Linked DNA regions of Homo sapiens: region 2 is linked to region 1. The links are chromatin contacts, found by Hi-C or POLR2A ChIA-PET in ENCODE. All regions are on one chromosome and are shown on one strand. The core of a region is the stretch at or near the end of the contact, and the rest is flanking DNA. Distances in the headings are between cores, read along the strand shown.

Region 1 (4,747 bases), core at 1,062-3,561:
AAATTTTAAAGTCAGTCTGTCAATTTCTACAACAAACTTAGATTTTGACTGAGATTATACTGAACCTATTGAATACTTTGGGAAGAATTGAGATCTTAACCATATTGAATCCTCTCATCCATAACCTACAGCTAAGAGCTTCTCTGGATCTAGCAAAAACTAAGTCACTAGGTTTTGGGGGTTTTTTGAACCTGCAACTTCAATAGTTTTTTTTTAAGTCAGTAATCTGTAGTTCCACTTGCAACCATAAATTTATTATGGAGTAAATTCAATTATTCCACATTTAACTCTCTGAATAAACTACATGTCAATTTAAAATACTAAAGATAAATAAGTATTTCTTTAATCCTGAACTTCAAAAGCACCTTTGGGCCAGATGCAGTGGCTCACACCTGTAATCCCAGCACTTTGGGAGGTTGAAGTGGGAGGATGGCTTGAGGCCACAAGTTCAAGACCAGCCTGGTCAACAAGGTAGCAAGACCCCATCTCTATTTTTTTAAAGCATTTTTGAACCTATAAAGGATACTTTTTTAAAAAAGCATGCATTCCATATATTTCCAAATTTTTTTAACAAGATTTTCTTTAAAAAGAAAAGAAACAACACTCTGCCCAACCTATGTTCCATATCCTTACAGTTCTGAAATACCCAAAACCTTTTTAAAAAAAACAACAAAAAAAAAATCTGCCTTCTGATGCATGCAAACGCATGAAAAACTGCTGGTTTCAAGGTCATTTAAATGCTGACCCTCCCTACCAACCACTCAACGTTTTCCAAAACACCACCAGTGGGTTATATTAAACATCTAAGTGTAATTATTTCAGACCATTATAAATATCGATATCTGATTTACACTGAATATTCATCCAGTGGAACAATAAGCAGCTCTGTACATGCCACCTAGTCAGATAACGTGGATCTTCCTACACTTATGACACCAAGAAGTCCTCATCTTTTGGTCTTCATGTAGGCTGCAGGTTCTCCACCTCGACTGCATACTGGAATCACCTGGTGAGCCTAAAAGTACGGATGATGGGGTCCCACAGCCAGAGATTCCTATCTAGAATCTTTAAAAGTGGGGATTTTTTAAAGGTCCCTGGGTGATTCAAGTGGGAAGATTATGGTTGAGAAGGACGAGTCTAGGCTATCTCCAGGAAGAGATGCTTCTCATGGCCACTGGCCAATCTGCACCACCATAATTCAGAACCTAGTTCCTCTAGAGCTTTGCCCGACCTAACTCCTAATCAGACACTAATAGAACTCAACAATTCCATCTGGATGCCTACACTCACTTCTATTTCATTTCCAGAAATTCACAGGATAAATGTAAATATCTAACTGTATTTTAGCAATTCCTCTCTAGTCCCCACTTCTAAGTACCACAAAGTAAATTAGGCTGAAGGGAAATTAACTCAATATAATTTGACGATTAAGGTTAGTCATTATGGTTTTTGTACTTCTATTTAAAAGAAAGGAATAGCTCCACAAGCCATCTTTAATTTTAGAAAATATACGGTAAAATTACTAATTCCACAAAGTATAAAATAAATACCTAAATGAGCCTTCATCACCATCCATCTGATTTCACCACTTGTAAATTTCAAACATTTTCAATACTGATATTGGGTTCAAAACTGACTCCCTCCAGAACTTAAACTATTAAACTCCTGAGAGTCTTCAAATGGCGTACTCCACTTTGCCAAACCAGACTACTTTATTATAATTATCATTCCATCATCTCAAAGTGGGAACGATGACACCTGCATCACAAAGACAGTGTGAGGATTAGGCAGTAAAAGCATGTTAGCACCGTGTAGAGCGCTCTAGAAGTTTTAATTGATTTACAGCAGAAATTATGCCTCCTGGGAACTATGTGAAAAGCAGAGGCAAGGGGAGAGCTGCGGGTAGCTACACGTCAATACCCAGGAACACAGGCTGGTGATGGGGGGAGGGAAGACAGTTAACAACCTCCTGAGGAGTCCTTACAGCCTCTTCTCAGACCCATAGCAGCAGAAACCCACACTGCAGGACTCCCACCTCGGACTGACTAAGTTACTTGCAAGTATATGTAAATCTCATCTCCTTGGAAAAATGCTAAATAATAAAACTGCCAACGTGCAGACCCAGGCGCTCATTTCCCTGCCAGTGTAGCTCATGTACCTCTGGGATGTGCAAGCCGAAACACGTGTGCACGTCTGAGCGGCTGAACCAACATGTATCCATAAACATTATGAATAATACTCGCGAGAATGTACGGCTTTCTCCTAAGTAGCGCTTGAAGCACTTTACCCAAATCAAGTCCCTTTTGTATCACTCCTTCCCTGCCTTTCCTACCTATCACTCTCGTGCTGAAAGTTGGAGCTCCTTACCCAAAGACTGGGCGGAAAGGGTGACCGCCCTGGACCCCTGCCCGACTTCCCGTTAGGCCAAGCCGCTGTCCTGAAAGGGGATCGTGTCCAGGCCGGCTTCCTGGAGACACACCTGCGCCTGCACACACCCACCGCGGTCGCGTCACCAGTGCCGCGGCCACGTGGACGAAGACCAAAGTCTGGAGGGAATTCCCTCAGCCACAAAGCGATGGGAAAGCGGGACCCGGGTGAGTTTTGAAAAACATAAGGGGAACGGGGGTTGGGTGGACACAAAGGGAAGGGGTCACCGCTACTCACCCAACCCTCGAAGGTGTCCGAGGCGCCGGTCGTGCGCAGCAGCTCCTGGAACTGCAGGGTGCAGTTGGCCACGAAGTGGTCGTAGCCCAGGGGCGTCTCGTGGAAGACGGCCAACTCGAGGTGGCCGCCGTCGGTGACGTTAGCGCAAAACTCCTCGTTGTACGTGGGTTTGTTGGTCTTCTGCTTGGTGCTGGTCTGGCCCACGCGCACCTGGTCCACGCTCACCGTCAGATAGGGGTCCAGCAGCTGGTGGCCCTTCTTGAAGAGCGAGTGGCGCAGGGACCAGCGGGTGGGCTGCAGCCCCACTGCCTCACCGATGCGGACCCTCAAATAGCCATTGAACTTCATGGTGCCAGACGACATGCCGGCGCCGCTGCCCCGGCCCCGGGGGGCCGCGCTGCTTCGCAGCGGGAGAACCGGGAGTCCCGTCTCAGGCCAGCCCTCGGGACAGGTGCAGGAGTCGAGGCAGCCCTGGGGAAAGGCAGCGCCTAAGCGCCCCTCGACTGGCCATTCTGCCTCCTCCGTGGGACTTTTCCCTCCCCTCCTTCCCTCCCTCCCGAGGTGGAAAGGAGGGGAGCCCGCCGCCGAGCCCTCAGCGGGCCGGGGAAGCCCGACCGTCCCTTCCAAGCGCGCGGCGCCTCCCGGGGACTCGCGCAGGACTCGCCCCTTCTCCAGGGCCGGGCAGCTCCTCTCCCTGGAGAGCCGGACCTACCCGTCCGGTGAGCCCCAGCCCCAAGCGTCTCTTCCCCCGCCTCCTCTTGCTTCTCCTCCTGCCCCCGCCTCCGAAGGCTCACGCTCTCCCCCACTCGGCGAGCTTCAAACCAGGAAGCAGCTGCCGCCGCCGCATCCCCGGCGAGAACCTCGCACCGCCAGGTTCCAAGTTCACAGAACCCCCGCGTCCGCTCCCGCGCCTTCCGGACCCCAGGGGCGTGGCCCGCGGTCCGCGGCCCGGCCCTGCGGTGGGTGGATCCCCGCGCAAGCCCCCGGGAGGCCAGTGCCCGCTTGCGCCGCCCTGCGCGCCCTCCTTGTAGCGCTGGGTCTGGCCGTGCGCTGCGGGTTAGGGGCCACCCCGGGCGCAGGCCAAAAAGGAAAGGGTTCGTGGCCCAGCCCGAGCAAACACCTGAGGCGTGGTAGACTGACCTGGGGAGCGATGGAAGGTTGGGAGGACGCAGAGGAGGGCGCTCCAGCCAGGAACCCGCGCGGCGAGGAGTCGCCCGCCCCCTCTCTCCCAACCTCCCCGGTGGGCTGGTGACCCTGCAGGGCCATCCCCAAGAGGCCCTGGCCGGAGGCGGGGGCACGGCGGGGAGGTTCTTTTTCCTAATATTTACAGGGATGGCTCATCCCGGGGTCAGCTCGAACGCATCCTGTTTGTGCGCCTTTCCTGCAGAGGCTAATTACACAGTTGTGTGTATGTGTGTGTTTTAATAGGGCAGTAGTAATGATGGAAATCCTGTTCGCCTCCTTCCTCGGAAGGTGTGTCTTGTTGCACATAGAGCAGGAAAGGTCGGTTCTTCTGGAGACAGACATGGCCAAGAGGTAATAAGTCTCTTCCTCTGCGGGTGGTTTCTGGTCCACCCAGCTCTGCGCGGCAAGGGCAGAAAATGTTCACACACACAGGCTGTCCCCAACACACACGCGGAAGAAATTGCCTCTTCTAGGAACACTCCAGCTTGTTGTATTTGCAGTCAGAGTGGGCAGCCTTCTGATGCTTCCCACCCCGTGGTCCCTGCAGATTTTGTCTCCGGGGAGGACCTTTTAGCCTACGCTGCTATGCCGCAAAGCTTGCTCCCTGAGGGCCAGCCACAACCAATTTGTTCCCCAAAAAGCCTAGGCCACTTTTTGTTGTTGTTGTTGTTGTTGTTTTTGAGACGGAGTTTCGCTTTTGTTGCCCAGGCTGGAGTGCAATGGCGCCATCTCGGCTCACCGCAACCTCCGCCTCCCAGGTTCGAGCGATTCACCTGCCCCAGCCTCCCGAGTAGCTGGAATTACAGGCATGCGCCACCACGCCCGGCTAATTTTGTATTTTTAGTAGAGACAGGGTTTCTCCATGTTGGTCAGGCTGGTCTCAAACTCCCGACCTCAA
Region 2 (4,097 bases), core at 1,505-4,004, 2.1 Mb before region 1:
ACGATTCTGTAACAGTTGCCTCCTATGTAGCTGTAGTCTCCTAACTGGTGTCCCTGTTTCTTATCTTGCCTCTTTTCCATTCATTCAACTCATTGTGACCAGAGTGATCTTTTTAACAATACAAATCATATGAATGTCTCTCCCTCAGGTTTTAATAATACAAACCATGTGCTCACTCCAACTTTAATACTGTCATGATTCTTTACTGAATCCGGAATTAAATCCAGGTTCCTTCTCTTTACCTTTCACTATTTTCTTTTCACCTTGGCTTTTCTATTGCAATTTTTCTGACATCACTAATTAGAATTTAATGTTAAAGTCAAATGCATGTGGGTTAAAACTCCCAAGTTTCTAAAAACTTTAAGAGACTTGATTTTCTCTCTCCATGTCATCCCCTTTTCCTGTTACTCTTCTTCATTTAATAAAATCCACACCAAAACCAAATTACAATTAGCCCTGTCTCAGCCTCTTGAGTCTGATTGCATCAGACATTTCTCAGACTTCCTAGAGAGCTGTTTTGGTTGTTTCATTAGCATTTAGAGGCATTTCTTTAAAATTACGGAAGGTTTTACTCTTGTATATCTTTAGTACACTGTTAGCACTGGGAAATGTCTCAGAGCTTTACTTCTTGTTTTTGCGGGCACTTCATCATCTTGGTTCTCTGTCCCTTCCTATCCTGAGTTTTCTGCCTCATTGTTGAGTTTTCTTTAGCTTGTCTCTAGCTGCCCCATGGTTCCATTTTTAACCTTCTGTTCTTCGTTTTCCCCTTACTCAGTCATTGAGCTTATCTGTTCCTTTGATTTCAACTTTCACCTTTATGGGAAAACTCTGGAATCTCTACCGTTTAATTTATAGCCCCTTGTTTCCAGTCCTATTTCGAGTCTTTTTCTCCCTTGGAGTTACCTCACATTCTGTTGTTGCCACTACAGTTCATGAACTTCCTTGACTAACTTCTCTGTCTGATTGTTTCATTTTTACCAACAGTATCATCATTCTTCCAACCTGGAAACATTAGTAATCTTTGACTATCTTTCCTTTCTGTTATATCTAATGTAATTTAAAAAATCCCTTTGTTTCTTACCTTCTGGTATCTCAGCTTCTTTTTCTTCTATTCTTCCACGGCCATCAACTTCGTATAAGCCCTCATAACTCTTCATACTTGGTTCTGATGACATTGTTTTTGGCTAATTTGATTGCCTCCCTTCAGCCCCCGCTAAAACACTTCTCATTATGTTTGCTCCTGTCCCACATTTCTGTGTTGTCAGCCACATGAAACCCAGGTTACCCTGCAGTTTGTAAAGTCCTTTCTGGCCAGGTATGTCCTCATTCCTCCCTCTCATTTCCCACTCTTTCTAGTCACCTGTCTTCCATGCCCTAGACATGCATATCTTCTTATAATTTCTCCCATAATGTGCTCACTCTCACCTCTGTGCTGTTCTTGTCTAAAATATCTTCCACCTTTCCTTTGTTTATTCCTTGTTCTATTCATGCTTCCTTTCTGTCCCATCACTAGCTGAAAGCAATTCAACCTAACTGGCTTTCTAATTGACCTTAGGCTGTGCTGGTGATAATACAGGTTTGAACTCTCAGTTAGACTCCAAATCATATGCAAGTTCAACAAATGTCAGGTGTTCAAAACAAAATGAAACAACCAAACTTCTGTGTCATTACATTTTCCTGAACAGTAAATTAAATCCAAACAAGGTTGAAGTCTTGAAGTAAGCCAGCTTTAGTGCAAAGGAGAAGGCTGGAAGGTTAGAGAAGACTTTGAATCATCTTTTGAGAGACTTAACACTAATGTAAAGGGGTCCTTTATTTTATTTTTTTTTGAGATGGAGATTCACTCTTGTCACCCAGGCTGGAGTGAAATGGCGTGATCTCAGCTCATTTCAACCTCCGCCTCCTGGGTTCAGCCGATTCTCCTGCCTCAGCCTCCTGAGTAGCTGGGATTACAGGCGCCTGTCACCATGCCCGATTAATTTTTGTATTTTTGGTAGAGATGGGGTTTTGCCATGTTGGCCAGGTTGGCCTTGAACATCTGACTCAGGTGATCCACCTGCCTTGGCCTCCAACAGTGCTGGGATGACAGGCATGAGTCACTGTGCCCAGCCTAAGGGGGCTTTTAAATATTAACAGAAATAACAGGCCAGCTGGAGAATCTTTCTAACCCTTGGTAGTTGCATTTTGCTTGGTACAAAGAGGAGATAGATGACAGAATGCTTGTCTTCCTCAATCTATGTTAAAGAGTCTGTTAGGAAGATTAGGAAGATTAACCCTTCCAGATGGTCCCTCCAGTGTACGTTGTAGATATTAGATGAAAACAAAAATGATCAGTAGTGATAAGCCAGCTCTCATTAGTCTTTAGCAGAGGTGGGATAGTGTACAGGTGCCAGATTGTGGAGGTCTGAAGCTCAGCAGGGCCCCCTTTCCAGCTGTGTGATGGTGGGCAAGTTGCTAAATATCTTTGGGCCAATTTTTATATGTAAAAATAAGGTTGGTAATACCTACCTCACAGCATTGTAGAAAGGATTAAAGGAGTTAATACATGTAAACTCCTTATAATAGTGACTGCCACAGAGTAAGTGCTTACTAAGTTTTTACTATTATTATGTATACATGATATGACTGGGAAGGGATGACTCATTCAAGATTTTCAGAAACTATTTATTGTGAAACAGGAAATGGCTCTTTAGAATGCGTATCTTTTTCTAATACCTGACCTGTCTTCAGTGACTCTTGTTTATTTTGGGTTATTCATTCATTAATTAACAAGTGTATTTTGACATTGCTTATAGTCAAGATCCTGAAAGAGTGTATTGTCTGTAGGAGATCATGATATTTTCAATAGAGGATAGATTCTGAAAACTTGTGAGAGTTGTATGAATGAGGTTCTTCTGGCCCATCTGGGTCTATGAACAATCTATACATAAGACATCTGGTTTTATCAGAAATTTGAAACTTACGCATTTTTATGTGTACTCTCCATTCTCAAAGAGAGCCTGGTGCGTGTTTTTGCAGATTTATGTAATATGAGAGTTTCTGGAATCTAGATGAATGTCATTCAGAGTGGTCTCTCTTGAACTTGCCCCACTTGGCTTTTTTCAAAGAAATGTTGTCATCTGCATGCTATGCTTGCTTTGGACTTCAGGGTGGGGTAAAAAATGGCTCAGAAGCTATTGCTTGGTCACCTTTGTAATATCAGGGTGCATTAATGGTACAAGCAAGCAATGTAGATTGTCAAAATTTCAGAATTAGACATTTTATCTTTTTATTAGGATGCTGTAATTTTTTTTTTTTTTTTGTAGAGACGGAGGTCTTTCTGTGTTGATCTTCCCACCTCAACCTCCAAAAGTGTTGGGATTATAGGTGTGAGCCATTGTGCTCAGCCACGTTTTTTTTTTTTTTTAATCTGTTGATAAAGGCTTGTTTTTATGATCCTGTGAAAGTAGATTAGGTGTCAATAGAGTCTTCAGATAATTTGCTTGTTTTATGCTGGAAATTCCTATTAAAATTATGCAATTGGATGAAGCCATTTTGTTATTGTCACTATGAAGTATTTTTTAATAATATAAATATGTTCTTCCTAGAGATAACCCCTTAACCCTTTAGTAGACAGGATAATCAATCACCACATTATCAGAGGGCAAGTCGGTTTTTTTTTTTTTTTAAACTTATGGAAAGGTTATGAGTGCAGAGTGTGATTGTGGAATACTGTGTGCCTTGGGGTTGGAACTGGGCTATAAGTAGGGAGGTAGGAGGCTGGATGCAGGGGCTCACACTTGTAATCCCAGCACTTTGGGAGGTCCAGGCGGCAAGGATCCCTTGAGCCTAGGAGTTCAAGACCACCCTGGGTAACATAGTGAAGCACTGTCTTTACAAAAACTACAAAAATTAGCTAGGTGTGGTGGTGCATGCCTGTAATCCCAGCCACTTGGGAGGCTGAAATGGGAGGATTGCTTCAGCCAGGGAGGTCGAGGCTACAGTGTGCTGTGACTGTGCCACTGCACTCTAGCGTGGGTGACAGAGTGAGACCTTGTCTCAAAAAAAGTGGGGGGTGTGGGGAGGTAGGAGATGAGGAGGACAAAAATCATTGTTTA

What was found. Hi-C counts contacts between places; a loop is a spot of excess contacts on that map. ChIA-PET counts read pairs that join two places held with the same protein, here RNA polymerase II (POLR2A). Pooled maps may share reads with other maps.
Region 2: a loop to region 1 is called in a pooled map, with 2.4 times the contacts of the local background. The contact joins the enhancer-like site here to the promoter of PRKCH-AS1 in region 1. A Hi-C loop is called at or near these places in 3 of 50 pooled maps. POLR2A ChIA-PET finds 5 or more read pairs at or near these places in 2 of 52 experiments (GM10248 and activated CD8-positive, alpha-beta memory T cell).

What each region holds. Positions count from the first base shown.
Region 1 is chr14:61,320,382-61,325,128 of GRCh38, reverse strand. It overlaps PRKCH-AS1 (PRKCH antisense RNA 1), which reads left to right and starts at 2,311. Exons shown (of 5, transcript NR_186042.1): 1 at 2,311-2,594. It overlaps PRKCH (protein kinase C eta), which reads right to left and starts at 3,550. Exons shown (of 14, transcript NM_006255.5): 1 at 2,665-3,550. The coding sequence starts at 3,027. RefSeq lists enhancers at 2,118-2,661, 2,662-3,206 and silencers at 3,168-3,337, 3,488-3,757.
Region 2 is chr14:63,470,033-63,474,129 of GRCh38, reverse strand. The region is part of intron 2 of PPP2R5E (protein phosphatase 2 regulatory subunit B'epsilon); the gene reads left to right. Among named protein-coding and RNA genes, the nearest start is that of PPP2R5E, 71 kb to the left of the region's middle. RefSeq lists an enhancer at 2,396-2,475. Within about 2 kb of position 2,754, at least 6 of the 41 ENCODE cell types and tissues checked have a DNase peak (open chromatin) inside an H3K27ac peak, as active enhancers do.